Linked DNA regions of Mus musculus: region 2 is linked to region 1. The links are chromatin loops, found by intact Hi-C in ENCODE. Cell type or tissue: heart. All regions are shown on one strand. Each heading gives the region's core, and the rest is flanking DNA. Links, peaks and the distances in the headings are about the cores only. Region 1 holds the start of Rnf38 (ring finger protein 38). Region 2 holds the start of Gne (glucosamine (UDP-N-acetyl)-2-epimerase/N-acetylmannosamine kinase).

Region 1 (8,328 bases), core at 85-8,084:
CCCGGGGCCTGGAGGCCAGGGCCCGGGGCCTAACAGACTACGCTGGAGTAGATGCTGTAGTTACAGATCCAGCACTATAGGACAAAACTTTATGTTCTATAAACAAGAAAATGAGAGACATCTGAGAAATATTTCAGACATCTGAGAAATATTTCAGACATCTGAAAAATATTTAGAATAATATATGAATAATATATTTAATCTCTATAACTCACATCCAACACTAACAAATCTTAATTTGCAATTTCCTGATCTGAATTTAAGTAATATTAAGTACAATCAGAGCCCTTTGCATACCAGTCTTATCCCATGCTCCACCTTCTCTACCCAGAGATAAGTACTACTTGTGAATTTTTGCAGTCCCGACACATGTGTTTACATTACTATGTATGTATATAACCACAAATAGTTTTGAGTTTTCAAAATACACAAGTGGAAAATTTCTGTAAAAATTCTTCTGGGAGTTGCTCCCCCAAAACATATCAGGTTTTTAATATACATCCATTTGTGATACATTAGCTATAATTTACTGAGGTGGCAGGTTGAGATAAGTTTTTTAGTTGCCCATGCTGGCCTTGAACTTGTTCCACCTCCAAACTATTAGAATTACAGGTATGTGACACCATTGATGCTTTTATTTATGTCCTCGAAGAGCTGTAATATTCAGCTGTGTGGGGGCCCTGGGCGTGTGCGTTCACTGTTCAATGATTGCAGTGTTCACAGGTACTCCTGCACACACCTGCTCATGTGGATGCGAGAGGCAGTTTAGGCATCTTTCTCTACCGCTATTCACCTTATTTTCTTGAGGCTGAGTCTCTCACTGACTGTAGCTATTAAATCTACAGGGTGCAGCTGCCTCCACACTACCTCGCAAGACGAGGGTTGAAGGCAAACACTGCCACAGCTGGCTTTGGGTCTTCATGCTTTCATAGAAAGCACTTCACCTAGTAAGATATCTCTTCAGACTGTGCAAGGGTCTTTCTAAAAGTTTATATGGCCCTACTGGTGCCATATATGAGCTGGAATTATATATATATATATATATATATATATTTTATTTTATATGCATTGATGTTTTGTCTGTATATATGTCTGTGTGAGGGTGTCAGATCCTGAAGTTACACACAGTTGTGAGCTGCCATGTGGGTGCTGGGATTTGAACCCAGGGCCTCTGGAAGAACAGTGTTCTTACTCACTGACCCTTTTCTCCAGCCCCTGGAATAAGATTCTTGTACTTCTCTTGTATTTATTATTGTCTTTACCCATTTTAGATAGATAGGTACGTCAACCAGCTTTTAACTAGCTATTTGTTACACTACTACTACTCTCCAAGGTGGTTGCACACAGTTCCGTTCCCATTAACAGTATATAAAAGTACAGTTTATTAATCCTAGCAGTCAAGTCAGGAATTAGGGAAGGTGCATCTCTGTGAGTTCAAGGCCAACTTGGTCTACATAGCAAGTTCCAGGACAGCCAAGACTACACAGTGGGGCCCTGTTTTTAAAAGTATTTCCCATCTCCCACAGGGCTAGAGCTATAGTTCTGTGACAGAGGACTTGCTTAGCATATAGGAGGCTGGGTCCTACCCTTAGCACAACAACAAAGCAACAGAAGTTTATTATTTCTCTACAATCTTACTAATGCTCACCAGAACATTTAAGTTCTGCCTGGCTGACAGGAATGAAATAGCATATATTGCTGTTCAATTTACATTTGTCTGATTACAAGTCTTTGACAAATAAATGTTCATACACACACACACACACACACACACACATATACATATAGGTGGAAATACATGCTAAATGTGTTTCTTATAGTCACAGTTTGTTTGTACTATTAGGAATAAAACCCAGGGCCTGAAAGGTACTAGACAAGCACTCTCCCTTCTATTACATTTCAAAACAGGATTTTGAGGCTCAGCAGTTATGATCACTGGCTACACTTGAAAAGGGCCGAGGCTCAGACCCTAGCACCCAAATGAAGGCTCACAACAGCCTGTAACTGGACTTCCAGAGTTTCTGACACTCTAATCTGGCCTTCATGTGATGCACATACATAAACACCTGCAGACAAAACGCTCACACATGCAAAATAAACCTATTAACCAGGTGTGGCAGCACAAGTCTTTTTAGTCCTTCCACTCAGGAGGCAGAGGTAGGTGGATCTGTGAGTTCGATGCCAGCCTAGTCTACAATGCAAGTCCAGGACAGCTAGGGAAGGCTTAGAAAAACCCTATCTTGAAAACACACAAATAAGTAGATAAATAGATAAATAAATAAATCTTTAAACACATACATACATACATACATACACACACACACACACACACACACACACATACACACATGCAAATCTGTAACAAAATCCTAGGATTTTTCCTAAATTGACCAGGCTTCCCACTTGCTGCGGTGACCAGCTGGCCTGAAACTCTTAATCCCTCAGTCTTCCTAGTGCTGGGACCACAACCCCAAAGCAGCCTTCCAACAGCACCCAAGACAGAAAGCTCAGGTACAGTGCAGGACAGTAAAGAAACAGCTGACTTTAAGGAATCAATCTGGAGAAAAGGCCTTAATTAATTCACTTGCTAATTAGTCTTTCTCTTCCTTCTTTTGTCAAGCCTTACTTTCAAGACAATACCTTAGGCACTCTAGGGTCTGTATCCTTAGGGATGAGAATGAAGAAAGTAGGTGAAGTTAAGGGCAGCATGAGTCTATAACATATTACAACTGTCCTTACCAAAACAAAACCAAAAAAAAAAAAAAAAAAAAAAACCACACACAAAATTATGTCAGACCCATAGGAAAACTCTATATTGTAGACAGCGCTCAGCTTGAAGAGGCTCACTTCAAACTTACCCTATTTGCTTTGCTTGCCTTTTGGAAGCATCCCAGTCTTTTTCTCTAAGCTATCTGCTCTCCTCCCTCCCCTTCAGCAATCCCTTTATCTCCCTTCCCCCACAATAACTACATACCCTCTCTTTTTCCCCATTCCACAGCTTCTACTGATCTTTCCTCATTGCCTGCTATCCTTCCATTGCTTTCTCCTCTGGAAATAATTATTATCCCCTCGCCTTTTCTAAGATGCACGCAGAGTAAAAGCAACTCGCCTAATCACCCCAAGTAAGAATGGATTCCTCCTGAATTGTAAAGCAGGCAGGAGGGTGAGTTGTCCTAACCCTCCCAACTTCCTTCCCCCTTCTAGGACAGCTGCTCTTCCTCAGAGAATTCTCCAAGTGTGTTAAGTCCAGACCATCTAGAAAAGGCTCGGATGGCCTTCTGTCGCATGCATGCTTTTACCAGGACCAGTTATGTATTTCTGTTCCGGGCATAAACAAAACTCGGGCAATTTCCTGGAAAAAGACACTGTATAAACAGGCCTCCTTCCCTTTCATTCCCGCTGGGCTGGCTTAGCCTATGCAGTAGTGAGAAGGCTGACCTGGAGAGGGCCAAACGGTCCCCGAGTCAAGTTTCCAAAGCTCTACTCCACTACCTCAATAAAACCCTCTCGGAGCACATCCCCCTCCCCGCCCCCGGCAGGAGTCCTGCTCGCTCCAGCTCCCAAAATCGGCTCCCCAGGGCACTAAGCTCCCGAGGCAGCTCCTGTTTCTCCTTCCTACCTGTCCTGGTCAGCTTAGCATAGGTTAGCTACCCTGGTGGGTGTGCCAGGGCGCAGGCCCCAACCCCCTTCTTCCTACCACTCCAGACTCAGGGGCTGGGGACTCTGCCTCCTCCTCCCAGCCCCCTCGGCTGACGGCCCGCGCCAGCTCCAGGGTGGCCCTGGTTCTCAGCCAAGACACGACTCTAGCTGGCTTTGTGACCTTGGGCAAGTCACTTCCCCCGGTAAGCCTCAGTTTCCTCCCCGGCAGAGCCGATTCCTCACGAGGTCCTGCCCTGCCCACCCCGCAGGAAGGGGCTGCCCAGCGGGTGCGAAAACGCTTTGTGAGGCGCTCTGCCCGGCGGAGGAGCAGGGCTCCCGGGGTCTCCCGGGCTGGACAAAGCTGTGGCGGGCAAGGCTCCTCCCTCTCCGCGGGACCCCTTGCCCCGGACTGACCCTCACCCCTCCCCGCACAGCCCGCCCCGCCCCGCCCCGCCTCGCCGGCAGACCCCGTACCTGCTCCGGGCGCTCTGCCGCAGGCACCGACACCCTGCGCCCCGCTCCGAAGAGGCCCGTGGCCCGGAGGGCTAAGGCGGCCGGCGGTGATGGGCTCGGGCCGGGGCGGCGGCGGGGGCGGCGGGGGGCGCGGGCGGCGGGGGGGCCCGAGCTCGGCGGGCCCCGGCCTGGGAGACGACGACCGAGGCTGGAAGTGCGCGGCGGCGGCGGCTGAGGCGGCGGCGGCGGCGGCGACCGCGACCGCGGCGGCGGCGCTTCCGCTCATGGCGGGGCCGCGGGCAGCGGCTCGGACTGCGACTCGACTCCGGCGCGGCGGGCGCTGGCTGGGCCCGGACCGGCGGCGAAGGAGGCTGTGGCGGCGACGGAGGCGGCTCCCGGCGGGCCAGGAGGCGGAGCCGAGCCGCGGCGGCGGCGGCGGCGGAGGGGGCGGGGACGCCGGGGGGCGGGGAGACCGCGCCGCGCCGCCAATGAGCGCTGGGCTCCGGGCCGTGGCTCCCGGGCGGCGTCTAGGGGGATCCTCAGCAGCCGCGGCCCGCCCAAGCGGGGAGGCCCGGGCCAAAGCTCTCGGCATCTGCGCCCCAGCCCGGTGCTGCCCCGCCCCCGGCCCGCCTCCGGGGCGCGGCCGCGGGCCTCGGAGGCCAGGCCGACCGCTGCGCAGGCCCTGCCGCTCTGCTGCCTCGGGCGGTGTCTGCGCTGGGGAGTGTACCCCGGTCCGCCCCGGTTAGCCTCAGCCTGCCGGGCGTTCCTCTGCCTTCCCTGCGCCTGCCTGCCTGCTTGCTTCCTGCCTCTGCCCCCTGCACGTCGGTCCTCCCTCCCGGTTGTCTCCTCAAAGTTTGTGCTTTTGAGACACTTAGGAAAGAAACTCTCTCTTCGCTTCTGAGGCTGATTGGTGATAGATCAGTCTCCGCGGAGCCCTAGAGAACCGCAGAGGCGGAGACGCAAGAGTTGGAGATGAACGAGCGCCCTTCCCTGAGTCCTGGAGACCCATCTTGAATTCCCAGCAGAAGCCAGTCCGACTCAGCGGTGGTCCTCGCCCCTGTCTCCGACTTTCTCTTCCTCTTTCTCACTTTAAATACCCTTGTCGGGAAAGCCCTGACAGGAAGCCGTCCAGGCAACTGGGCCTAATCTCAGAAGAGGAAGAGGCTTCGAAGTGAGGAAACATTCGGAGCTGTACTGAAGGCTTTCCTATTATTTGGGGAAGATTTCTGAGGATTCAAAACACCATCATTCCCCCTCCCCCCGGTCTGCCCTCTTTTCTCAAATGCGATGTTGGCGGCTGAACCGATTATCTTCCCATCATTCTCTGGCTCTCGGCGTTATCCATGGAAGAGCAAAATAAACCCAACCATGTGCTGAGTAGAGTCTCTAAGTACAGGCATGTGGGTAAGGGTGCAGCTAAGCTGCTGGCTAGATTGTTTTAATAAAAATTAGCCTCAGCTTTTTCCCTGCACCATGCAAAGAAAGACTGGGAGGGCAAAGCAGACGATCTTTGGCAACAGACATTTCCAAGTCCGCAGTTGACACTAGATGATGCATTGTCTTTCATCTATCCGGTCATTAGCGGTGCTCAGAAATGAAGCTACGACGATAATAACGATATTGTCCAGGCCTTCAGAGAGCTTGCAATCTCCTTGGAGGTCAGAGAGTCTTAGAAGTTATGGATGATAATTGCATCAGAGAAGATCATTCTTGGTCACTTGAGATATTTGTAGTCAAATTTCTGAGCTACACAGAACCTATCTCAAAAAACAAAAACAAAACAAAACAAAAAAAAACCACACACACACACACACAACAACAACAAACCTTTTAAAGATCTTAAGAGCCGGACGTGGTGGCACACGCCTTTAATCCCAGCACTCAGGAGGCAGAGGCAGGCGGATTTCTGAGTTCGAGGCCAGCCTGGTCTACAAAATGAGCTCCAGGACAGCCAGGGCTATACAGAGAAACCCTGTCTCGAAAAACCAAAATAAAATAAAATAAAATAAAAAAGATCTTAAGGATGAGTAGTTCACCAAGAAGGACAGCTCGGGGAAGCTGTACTGAAACACAGTGAGATTATCTTTGACCAAAGGACCTAAATTTTCCTGCATTTCATCCCTGAGTTTCTTGTCACAGGAGAGTCAGATAATGTATTTTCAGGCCAGGGCCTCCATCCTAATAAGGCCACTGAAGAACATCTGTAAACTACTGTCCAGAGGCATCGTCCCTTTCATGAATCGCAGCCATCTTGAGCATTGTTTACCCTGTTTTTGTTGTTATTGTTGTTTTGTTTGTTTTTCAAAACAGGGTTTCCTCTGTGTAGCCCTGGCTGACCTGGAACTCAGGCTGTAGACCAGGCTGGCCTTGAACTCATCTGTCTGCCTCTGTATCCTGAGTGCTGTGACTTAAAGGCGTGAGCCACCACCACCCAGCCAGGTTAGTCTCTTTTTATCCCCACAGTCAACACCCCAGAGTCATCTCTTACAGCTCCAAGCTAGAGCAAATGTCTTAAGTGACCACCCTAAAGAGAAAGAACAGACTAGCAGTGTAGTCTAGTCAGCCCAAAGAACCCATCAAAGGATGCCTTGAGACCAGGAAGAAATGAGAGAGGGCCCAAAAGCCCTGAGTCATCGCCACACCCCCTAAGACATCATGAAAGCCTGGGCCCTCCTGCCTGCTGTGGCCCACTGGCCATTCTCCATTGGTGATTAGTGAGAGAGACTAAATCTATGGGTGTAGAAAACCCGCAGGTGTAAGAGATCAATAGGGTTGATCACTAAGGAGGTGCTGCAGAGGTCAGAAGGAAGAAAAGATTGTGAGGAGATCAAACTGGGAAGTTGATCTTTTGGTTATTTTGGGGTTTTTTGTTTGTTTGTTTATTTTTGTTTTATTTTTCAGCGCTGAGGACTGAACCCATGACCTTGCGTTTGCTATGCTAGCTCTCTACCACCTAGCTAAACCCCCAACCCCCAAACTGGGGAGTTGAAATGCTGGATATGTACACAGTGCAGCATTATTCATCTGTAAAGAACAACAGAAGCTCACCATGTGCAGCTAAAGAAGTGGATCTGGAAGACATCATGTTGAGACAAGTACTACATGCTCCTCTCACGTGCGAAACGTTTTACAACATAAACCCCATAGGCTGTGGAGATGACAAACCCCACACCCAAAGCACCATTCTCCGAGGACCCATGTGAAAGGACAGAATTGGCTCCAGCAAGTTGTCCTCTGACTTCCACACAGCCTTCATAGCGTGCACTCACGCCACCCCCCAACCTACCCACCCACACAAACACTTAAATGTAATAATTTTGTAATAAAAAATGTAGCCCAGCGGTGGTGGGACAGGCCTTTAATCTCAGCACTTGAGAGGCAGAGGCAGGCAGATTTCTGAGTTCGAGGCCAGCCTGATCTACAAAGTGAGTTCCAGGACAGCCAGGGCTATACAGAGAAACCCTGATTCGAAAAACCAAAAAAAAAAAAAAAAAAAGAGAGAGAGATACACATGGTCACACATGCCTATAATCCTACACTGGAAAGCAGAGGCAGGGGGAATGCAGATGTGAACCTGTATTTCATGCACAAATAAATAAATTAAAATTTGGAAATATATAAATGAAAATTTATGTTAAAAATCAACAGGCAAGTAGGATAGTGATTACGGAACATTGGGAAGGGTGGGAAATAGGTGGTTGGATTTTACTTGTGCTAAATTGTATACATATGTATCTGTATCATACCGAATCCTATTACTATGTGTAATATGTGTCTAAAAGATAAGGCTAAATTATACAGTCTTGAACGCCATGTTGAGGGGCATCAGAGCTACTTATGTGGTGAGTGAAGGGGCTCGCTGGAGTCACTGAGGAAACACCATGATCAGGACACACTTTGGAAACACTCTGGATGAGTGTTACATAGGAGGTGGGTCAGAAGAAAGCATGACACCAGAAAACGGGCTACAAAGCTCTTAGGCAAAGGGTGAGAAAGATCCAAACTAAGGCACAGTGGTAGGAATAGAAGCCATGACGGTGTAGAGTCAAAGGCAGCTGGGGCCAGAGAGGTGGCTCGGTGGTTACAAGCACTGTCTGTTCTTTCTTTCTCTCTCTTTCTTTCTTTCTTTCTTTCTCTCTTTTTCCTTCTTTCTTTCTTTTTTCCTTCCTTCCTTTCTCTCTCTCTCTCTCTCTTTCCCTCTTTCTTTCTTTCTTCTGTGTGTGTATGCATTCACAT
Region 2 (8,328 bases), core at 222-8,221, 160 kb before region 1:
TCCTACCTTTACCAACTGTCAAAGCTTCGGCATATGAGAAAGCCTGTGGACTCACTAGTGGCTCTATGCCATCCATAGATCTAAGCACCTCTGCCGAAAACTTCCTTCCCCTCTTGCCCAGACTCCTACTCAGGCTCCAAAAATCAGCCAAGTGTCACCTCTTCTGGAAAGGATTCACAGAAACCCCAGGTCCTTCTCACCCCATCCCTTACAGATGCCACCTTCCTCTTGGCACTGAGGCCCTACCACATACACAAAAACCCTTTAGTGTAACTCCTCTGCTCACCTATCTTCCTGTCCACCCTCGTGCCACACCCTTCATCCGCAAAGTCAAAAATTAGAACGAGAGATGCTTGCTTTATGGAATTTGTCTCTACTTGTCACATGTCATGTAATCCCAGGACTCAGAAGGCTGGGCAGAAGGCTCTGAAGCTCTTGAGTTGACAGCCAGTCTAGTGAGGCATGACATGAGGAAGGGGCAGAGAGGAGAGGAGAGGGGAGGGGAGGGGAGGGGAGGGGAGGGGAGGGGAGGGGAGGGGAGGGGAGGGGAGGGGAGGGGAGGGGAGAGACTTGTTCTATGGAACACTTTAAACTTCCCATTAGTGATGCTAAGTTTTTTCTCATGGACTCTGAGCTTAGTGCTTAGGTTTGAGGGAGTCCATCAATATTTGGAACTTGAATTAAGAATCCAGACAGCCTTGGTGAGACTGTGATAGGAGTCGTCCTGTCTTCTGAGGCTCACTAGAGAAGCCCTTCGGGAGACTTCTGCAGTGAGTGCCTCATCTAAAGCAACTGCTCCTGTCCTTCAGTGTGGAGCTCCCCGACCATGCAAACTCCCAGCATGAAGCGCAATACCAGTAAAGGCCGATTCTGCCCAATGAAAGGCTCCATTGCCAAATGAGTATCCTGCAAAGAGGCCAAAGCACTCCTCTCGCTTTAAAAACAAAACTATTCTTCCATATCAGCTGTCTTAAGTGCTCTTGCACAGAATCCTCCCTCCGCTGACCAACTGTGGGCTGACTGAACTGTTGGTGACGTTTAATTCACTGGGTGAGGCAAAGCAAATGATTGGCAGCTGGTCGGTTTCTATTTATTTTACACAACAATGAACTTTCTCTCTGCTGGTGGTTTGTGTTTGCCGGGTTATGCTGAACTGTTCTAACTAACCCAAGTAAGTCAGCGGTATAAACTATAAAAACACAAGTGTCCTTTTTAATTTTTTTAAGTCAAAGCTTTTTAGGAAAATAAATAAATCTTAGAACCTTTTAAGGAGAAGTACTTCTCTTTTTAAAAAATATTTATTTTTATTATTTAATCCTTTTTTTACAGTTCAGACTTTATACCCCTCCCAGACCACTCCACATCCCATACCTCCTCCCCGCTAAGAGGAGTATTTCTTGAATTTTAAAAACTAGTTATTTCAGAGGGAGAAGAGGGTGGATCTGGGGGAAGAGGAAGGGAAAACTGCCCCTGGAATGTAATGTCTGAGAGAATAAAAACATTTACAAAATAAAAATATACACACACAACTAATTATTTCAAACTAGATATGGTGTGGCACACCTTTAATCCCAGCACTTAGGAGGCAGAGGCAGGCAGATCTCTAGGAGTTCCAGACCAGCCTGGTCTACATGCAAGTTCCAGGCCAGCCAGAGTCCTGTAGAAAGACCATGTTCCAGTAAATAAATAAGCAGATGAAGAAGTCACCACACACCTAAGAACAGAGTGTGCCAGCTGAGCTCTCAGCCACGTGGCTCTTCCTAGTAGCTCCTGTCAGCCACGCGGCTCTTCCTAGTGGCTCGCAGCACCAGTTTGGTTCCCTTTACTTTCTTTTCTTTTCCATTTTCTCTCCTCTCCTTATCCTCACCATTTGTTATTTGGGCTTATTTATGGGTTTTTGGTTTTGTTCTTCTGTTTTGTTTTGCTTTTTGAGTTCTTTGTAGCCCTCCCTGGCTGGCCTAGCCTGACACTCATTACATAACAACCCAACTCGACAATCCTCTCGTCTAAGCCTCCAGAATGCAGGAATTACAGGAATGCACCATCTTCCTATATATACATATTTATTTATAAATATATATGTGTGTGTAATGTATATTATGCAATTGAAAACATTTTACAAACTGTTGCTACATTCTTTATTTTTTAAATATTATGTTTCTGAATTAAATAGGAACATTGAAAAATTTAAAGGCAATGGAAATATCAAACCAAAGGTACAATATCAGTTTTATGATAAGTGAAGGGCTATGAGAGCCATGGAAGCGAAATCCTGAGTGAACAGTACTTCCTGAGTCTTCGGCTGCGTGGGGCTCTGCACAGAAAACGGAGACAGGCACGGAGACTCTTGACTTAGGAACTGACACTGGGGAAGAGGGCCTAAGACACACAGACCCCAACCATTGTGCTTTCACAAACAGGAGCAACAAAAATCAGAAACTTGACCAAATTGTTATCTGTTCTGCGTGAAATAGTCCTAAAGGGACTTTTGTTTTGTTTTGTATTTTTTGAGACAGGGTCTCTCTACATAGTCTTAGCTGTCCTGGGATTTTTTTTTTTCCCACAGACCATGCTGGCCTCAAACTCACTGTGATCTGCCTGCCTCTGCTTCCTGAGTGCAGGGATTAAAGACTTGAACAACTAAAGACACATTTTATGGTGCAGATAGTGAGCAGCATCTTCACGGTCACTATCAGATGCGGAATGTGACAAAGTGGACTTAAACCATTTGAAGGAAATTTAGGTTTCATAAAGCACAAGGCAAAGCAAGATAAAACTTGCTTCTTTACCTAGTGGAATGTTAACCAAAAATGAAAATTGATCAACTGTATCTATATTTGCCAGTGGATACTGTGTATCCCCATACAAAAGTCTGAGGTCCCAAACATTGCAAAATGCAAACGAATAACACGGGAGCCAGTGAAATGGCTGGCTGCATGGGTAAAAGCGGAGGCCAGAGGGCAAGTTCCAGCATCAGGCCACTGGAGAGTCAGGAATGGGGTTCAGACAGACAAGGAGCACAGGGGCACGCTTCTGTAAGATCTGGTATGAGTGACAGGAACACAACAGCAAACACCCAAACAAACAAAAACAAGCAGAAAGGAAAGGCCACCCTTGGGCCGGAGGACCAGACAATTAGGGAAATGGGGTCTTATAAAATGCCCAACCCAGAGTCCACCTGCCAGAACTTCCAAGTCCGGGGGCCCATCCCATCCCACCAGGAGCTGTCAGCTTGCTTCAATAGAGCTTTTTACTTCACTTTCTCTGCCTTTGAGTCATCTATCAATTCTATGCCTGTCTCACACACAGAACAACCTCACCAGCTCTCCCCTACGTTTCTTTCACCTTGTTGGAGACAGGCTCTCTAAAAACAAAAACAAAAACAAACAAAACAAAACAAAAACAAAAAACAAAAAAACCCAAGGCTTCCGGATTGCTGTTATTACAGCTGCTCGAATTATAGGACCGGTTTTACTGGGTTTGGAGCACCCAAACTCAAGTCAAGTTTGAAGCGTTACACCAGCAGCAGCAGCAGCAGCAGCAGCAGCAATCTCCCTGGCTCCGAGAAATGGCAATGCTCACAAACTACATTCAACTCAATTGTGCTTTTATAAATGCTGCAAAAGGATAAGTGAATGTCCCAACCACGAGAAAGTATAAGCACACTTGTGCAAGCAGTCACCAGCAGAGAAACAACAGTAAAGTAAACGTTTGCTAAGTGCTTCCTCCAGCAGTGGGCTAACACGGCGTTAGACACGTTATTCCATCCTCATTTTCTCTACTATACAGACAGGGACACTGAGGTGTAGAAAAAAAAATCCACTTGATCTAAATCACAGTTAGTTAATGACTGATAGAACTTCAATTCAAAGCCAAGTCTAGATGACCTTCCTACACGCAGGTCACTGCCGCACACACCCTCTACCTTGTGTGTATATTCCACAAACATCCACGGGTGCAAACCTTTCCGGAGAACTTGAGACACTCCTTTCTTTCACTCAGAGCGGATGGAACTCACCGCAATAAAAAGGGAAGGGCTGTACAGAGTTCTCAGAACCCTGCTGCCCAGCTATAATAATTCAGTTTGATGTTCCTTCCAGAGCCCCTACAGTCGGGCTAAACCATTATCTTTACTGTGAAACCATTCCCCGCCGCCACACCCCTCCTATCGAGGTGCAAAGCCGATCTATTCTTTCCTCTAACAATTTTACAAGCCTGTTCAAGGACGGATATAAACGTCTATCAAATTTCCAAGGACACCGAGTGTCCAGACAGTCAGAGTTGGGCAAGCCTCCAAGAAGTCCCTCGGTGCAAACCCTCTCCCCACCTAGGCAGTGCTGGGCCCCCGCAGCTATCTCACGTCTCTGCCCAGGGACCCAGGGCCGTGCCGCCTGCTGCGTGCACGGATGGGCTGGACCCTGGCCAGGCCTACCTCTGCAAGCCCCGGTCCCCATTCACCCGCACGCTGAGTCTGACAGCTCCGGGATCCCACGCCGGAGCAACGCACCGGGCGGGAGAGGCGCCCTGCTGCGTAGAACCCGGACGCCCAGCGCGAGGCCCACAGCTGCAGCAGAGGTGCCGGAGCCTGGCACGATGCTCGTGAGTCACCGACTGACTCGTGGCCTCCGCCGGGTTAGTTCCCTCCGGCGCCACCTCGGCACTTGGCAGGCTCGCGTCCAGCGGGTCCACAGGGCAGGCCCCGGCAAGCGCACCCGGTGGCTTCCGCTACCCGGCGCCGCTCGACGACTCGGCGCTCGACCCAGCCCCAGCCATTGCTCCTGCATTCGCAACGCACACCCCGGCTCCCGCGGAGCGCCGAACGGTCGATCGCTCCGGCTCCGCCTGCACCGGGTCCCAGCCCCTCCTTGGCGTATTTCTGTTGGTCAGTCGTGTGGCGCACCTTCCGCTGTCGTGTCGCCTCTGGTAGTGGCATCCACTCGGTTTGCTGACCCTTATTCTCGCCTGAGGGTGTTCTCTCCTCTGGCAGAGCCCACAGTTAAGCCCGAGTTCTCCCACGAGATGGTTGTTTTAGCTTTGCACCCAAGCTGAGTGCCATCTCGTGGACCAAACTCCAAGGCAACTCAGTGTCGGTAGTCCTAGAGTGCACCCTGGAATTTAAGCTTTGCCACCCCTGCCACGAGGCTCTGGCTGAGTGCAGCGTGACAATACACATGCTAGTCAGCTCTGAGTTATCTGTCACTCCAGGGATCTAGGCAATTCTATTACCAAATTTGGGCCTCACAGTTTTTCCCCTTGAAGCCAAATTCTGTCACCTGTTCTCCATAAGTTAATGAGAACAGAGTTACTAGTAAAAAAAAAAAAAAAAAGCAAAAAAACGGAGGTTAATTCAATGTGGCCATGTTGGGAAGAGGGACAAAGATATCCAAAGACATATCCCCTGGATCCATTTTGGGACCTCAGATTTTAGGTTAAAATATATAGAGTTCGAGATGTGCACATCTAAGAGGTCCAGGGCAAGCTGTAGCCCACCTGTCACTGTCTGGACTCTAACTTCCCCAGCAAAGTGGCAGTCACAAATTGTCAGTCCCGTGTGAAGTCTCTTTTCAGCACCAGCATTCGGTCTTTTCCTTCTCTGAGTATGAGATTCTTGGGGAAAATTTCAGGGTTTTTTGAGGCCATAGTTTCAATAGTCTGATAGATTGAGGTACACAGACATCTCAAGAATATCTGCTAGACTAATTGCAGATCCAAGACCCAGGAAGGTGGGGAGCGGCCTGTGCTGCTAGCTCCTGATGAAGGTTGGTTTTGTTTTGTTTTTAAGATTTTATTTTAGCTTATTTTTATCATGTATATGGGGTAGGGGGGTGGGGCAGAGGATGTGTACACATTAGAGTGCACATGTCAAAGTCCAGAAGAGGGTAACAGATACCCTGGAGCTGAAGTTAGAGATCGTGGTGAACCTCCTGACATGGGTGACATTTCCCACAGCTAGGTGCAAGAGAATGAGAAGCTAGACAGTATTCTGAACAGCACAGCTGCACCTGTGTCTCAAACAACAACAAAAAGTCACAAGTGAAACTTTCAGATCTACTTTTTTAGGTTGTTTTTTTTTTTTTTTTTTTGAGACAGGATCTTACACTGTACCTAGCTGAAACTGGCACGGGATTGACTGTGTAGCCCAGACTGGTCTCAAGCCACGTCAGTCCTCCTGCCTCAGCTTCCATTGGGGGTTCTTGCTATAAGCTAAATGTGGACCCCATCAGACTTTTACAGCTTGTGGTCTATCTCAGTCAAGGATGAAGCTCTGGTTTGCATGGTATTAGTGTAGCCATGTTGGATCCTGCAAGGGTCATCCCATCATGAAAGGACAGACAATGAGTGGTTTTGTACACTGAGGTGACATTGTCTACCTTTCTGTCTGAGATCAGCAACCATCGATTTGTAAGTTGACCAGGTCACCATTCATGAATGCTCTGATAACACGTCAATTTCCAACACATTTCACATCATACTTTTTTTTTCTAAATACCATCTGAGCTGTTGGGTAGAGAATGGATTTGAATGGATTTGTTGAGAGTCAAGAGTTGGTTCCAGTGAAAATTCCACTGAAATAGATATGCAATTCATCTGGATGTAAAACTCATGAGACTTATTATTGACGGGTTATGAGTTAGAAATAAAGAATGGCTATATTTATAGCTTCCTAGCACTGATAACAAAGTGCTAGTACTCTTTTATCTTCCATATCTTACGCTTCCAGAGGTTGGGGTGAGCCCAGAATTTGGGGGAACCAACATACAGGCAGTAGCAGGGTATCTGCTCTTTGGAGGCTGAAGGAGAGAAGTCATTTCCTCACCCTTTCCTCGTGGAGACTGACGACACTCCTTGGCTTGTGAATATTCTCACAGCAAGACTTCCTGGCTGTGCCTCTCCTGCCTTCCTTTTACCTACAGAGACCCTTAGAATATTAAATTTGTGCCTAACTAGTAGCACAGGATAATCTTCCGGGCACAAAATACTTGATCACATCTGCACAATCTGTCTCCAAAAGAAGGGGTATGGATATTTCAAAAAGCCATTTATTCAGCCTGCCATGAGGGGTATAGAGTCATGGAAGATGGTCAAGAAAGGTATCTGGCTTTTAAAGTTACATGCTACATCATTACATAGGCAGTGTGGAAAGAAAGTTAAGACAAACTAACTTCAAGAACAATGTTTAGCTGAGCCTTGAGAGGCTGAGGCAGGCTGAGTGTCATGTTTGAAGTTAGTCTGGGTTTATATAGAGAGACCTTGTCTCATGAAAAAGACAAAACGAAGTAGCACACATATACACACAAGCCACACACACCTCACATGCACACAGACCACACACACACACACACACACACACACACACACCCAGTATTTGACAGGCAAGGTGGCTAAGCAGGTAAGTAAAGGCACTTGCAACCAAACCTGATCTGATCCCTAGGCCCCACATGGTTGTGAAAAGACTGATTCCCAAGGTCGTTCTCTGAACACTGTGACACATGTTCACATGTGAACACACATAAATAAAATATACTAAAATTGTTTAGGATAAAATATTTAATTTTTATTTTTATTTATCACAAAATCTAAAAATAAAAATCAAAAATAAAAAGGGGGGCAAAACAACAGACACTAAGGGCATCCAAAGAATCATTAGGTCATACTTTAAAAAATTACTTTACTCCACAAAATTGAAAAATCTGAAAGAAATGGATAATTTTCTCTATAGATACCACTTCTCAAAGTTAAATCAAGATCACACAAACAATTTAAATAGACCTATAACAACTAGTAAAGTAGAAGTAGTCATTCAAAATCTTCCAACCAAAAAAATGACCAGGGCCAGATGGTTTTAGTGCAGAATTCTACTAGATTTTTCCAAAAAGAGCTAACACCAATACTCCTCAAATTACTCCACAAAATAGAAACAGAAGAAACATTGCCACATTCATTGTATGAGGCCACAATCACCTGATATCAAAACCACACAAAAATTCAACAAAGAGAATTAGAGACAAATTTTTCTCATGAACATTGATACACAAGTACTCAATAAACTACTTGCAAATAGAATCCAAGAACACATAGAAAAGATTATCCACCATGATCAAGTAGATTTTATCCTAGAGATGCAAGGACTGTTTCATGCAAAAATCTGTCCATGCAATCCATCACACAAACAAACTGAAAGAAAAAAAACCAAACCTCATGATCCTCTCATTAGATACTGAAGACGCCTTCTACAAAATCCAACACAACTTAATGAAAAAAAGGCTTAAAGAGATTAGGGATAAAAGGGACGTACCTAAACATAATAAAGGCAATTTACAGCAAGCA

What was found. Hi-C counts contacts between places; a loop is a spot of excess contacts. Peaks named below come from ENCODE experiments on the same cell type or tissue, not always from the same donor. Only the 100,000 strongest peaks of a DNase experiment are listed, where the experiment ranks them.
Region 2: a loop joins it to region 1, with 2.5 times the contacts of the local background. A loop is called at or near these places in 3 of 42 quality-filtered maps.

Annotation. Positions count from the first base shown.
Region 1 is chr4:44,229,430-44,237,757 of GRCm38, forward strand. Rnf38 (ring finger protein 38) reads right to left here and starts at 4,476. Exons shown (of 12, transcript NM_001379580.1): 1 at 4,114-4,476. The coding sequence starts at 4,378. In heart, for the core only: a CTCF peak has its summit at 3,431; DNase peaks (open chromatin) are centred at 3,632, 3,992 and 4,702; H3K4me3 peaks cover 3,064 bases; H3K27ac peaks cover 2,609 bases.
Region 2 is chr4:44,067,930-44,076,257 of GRCm38, forward strand. It overlaps Gne (glucosamine (UDP-N-acetyl)-2-epimerase/N-acetylmannosamine kinase), which reads right to left and starts at 4,788. Exons shown (of 12, transcript NM_001190414.2): 1 at 4,433-4,788. In heart, for the core only: no CTCF peak of the experiment used is centred there; a DNase peak (open chromatin) is centred at 4,722; H3K4me3 peaks cover 3,259 bases; H3K27ac peaks cover 3,617 bases.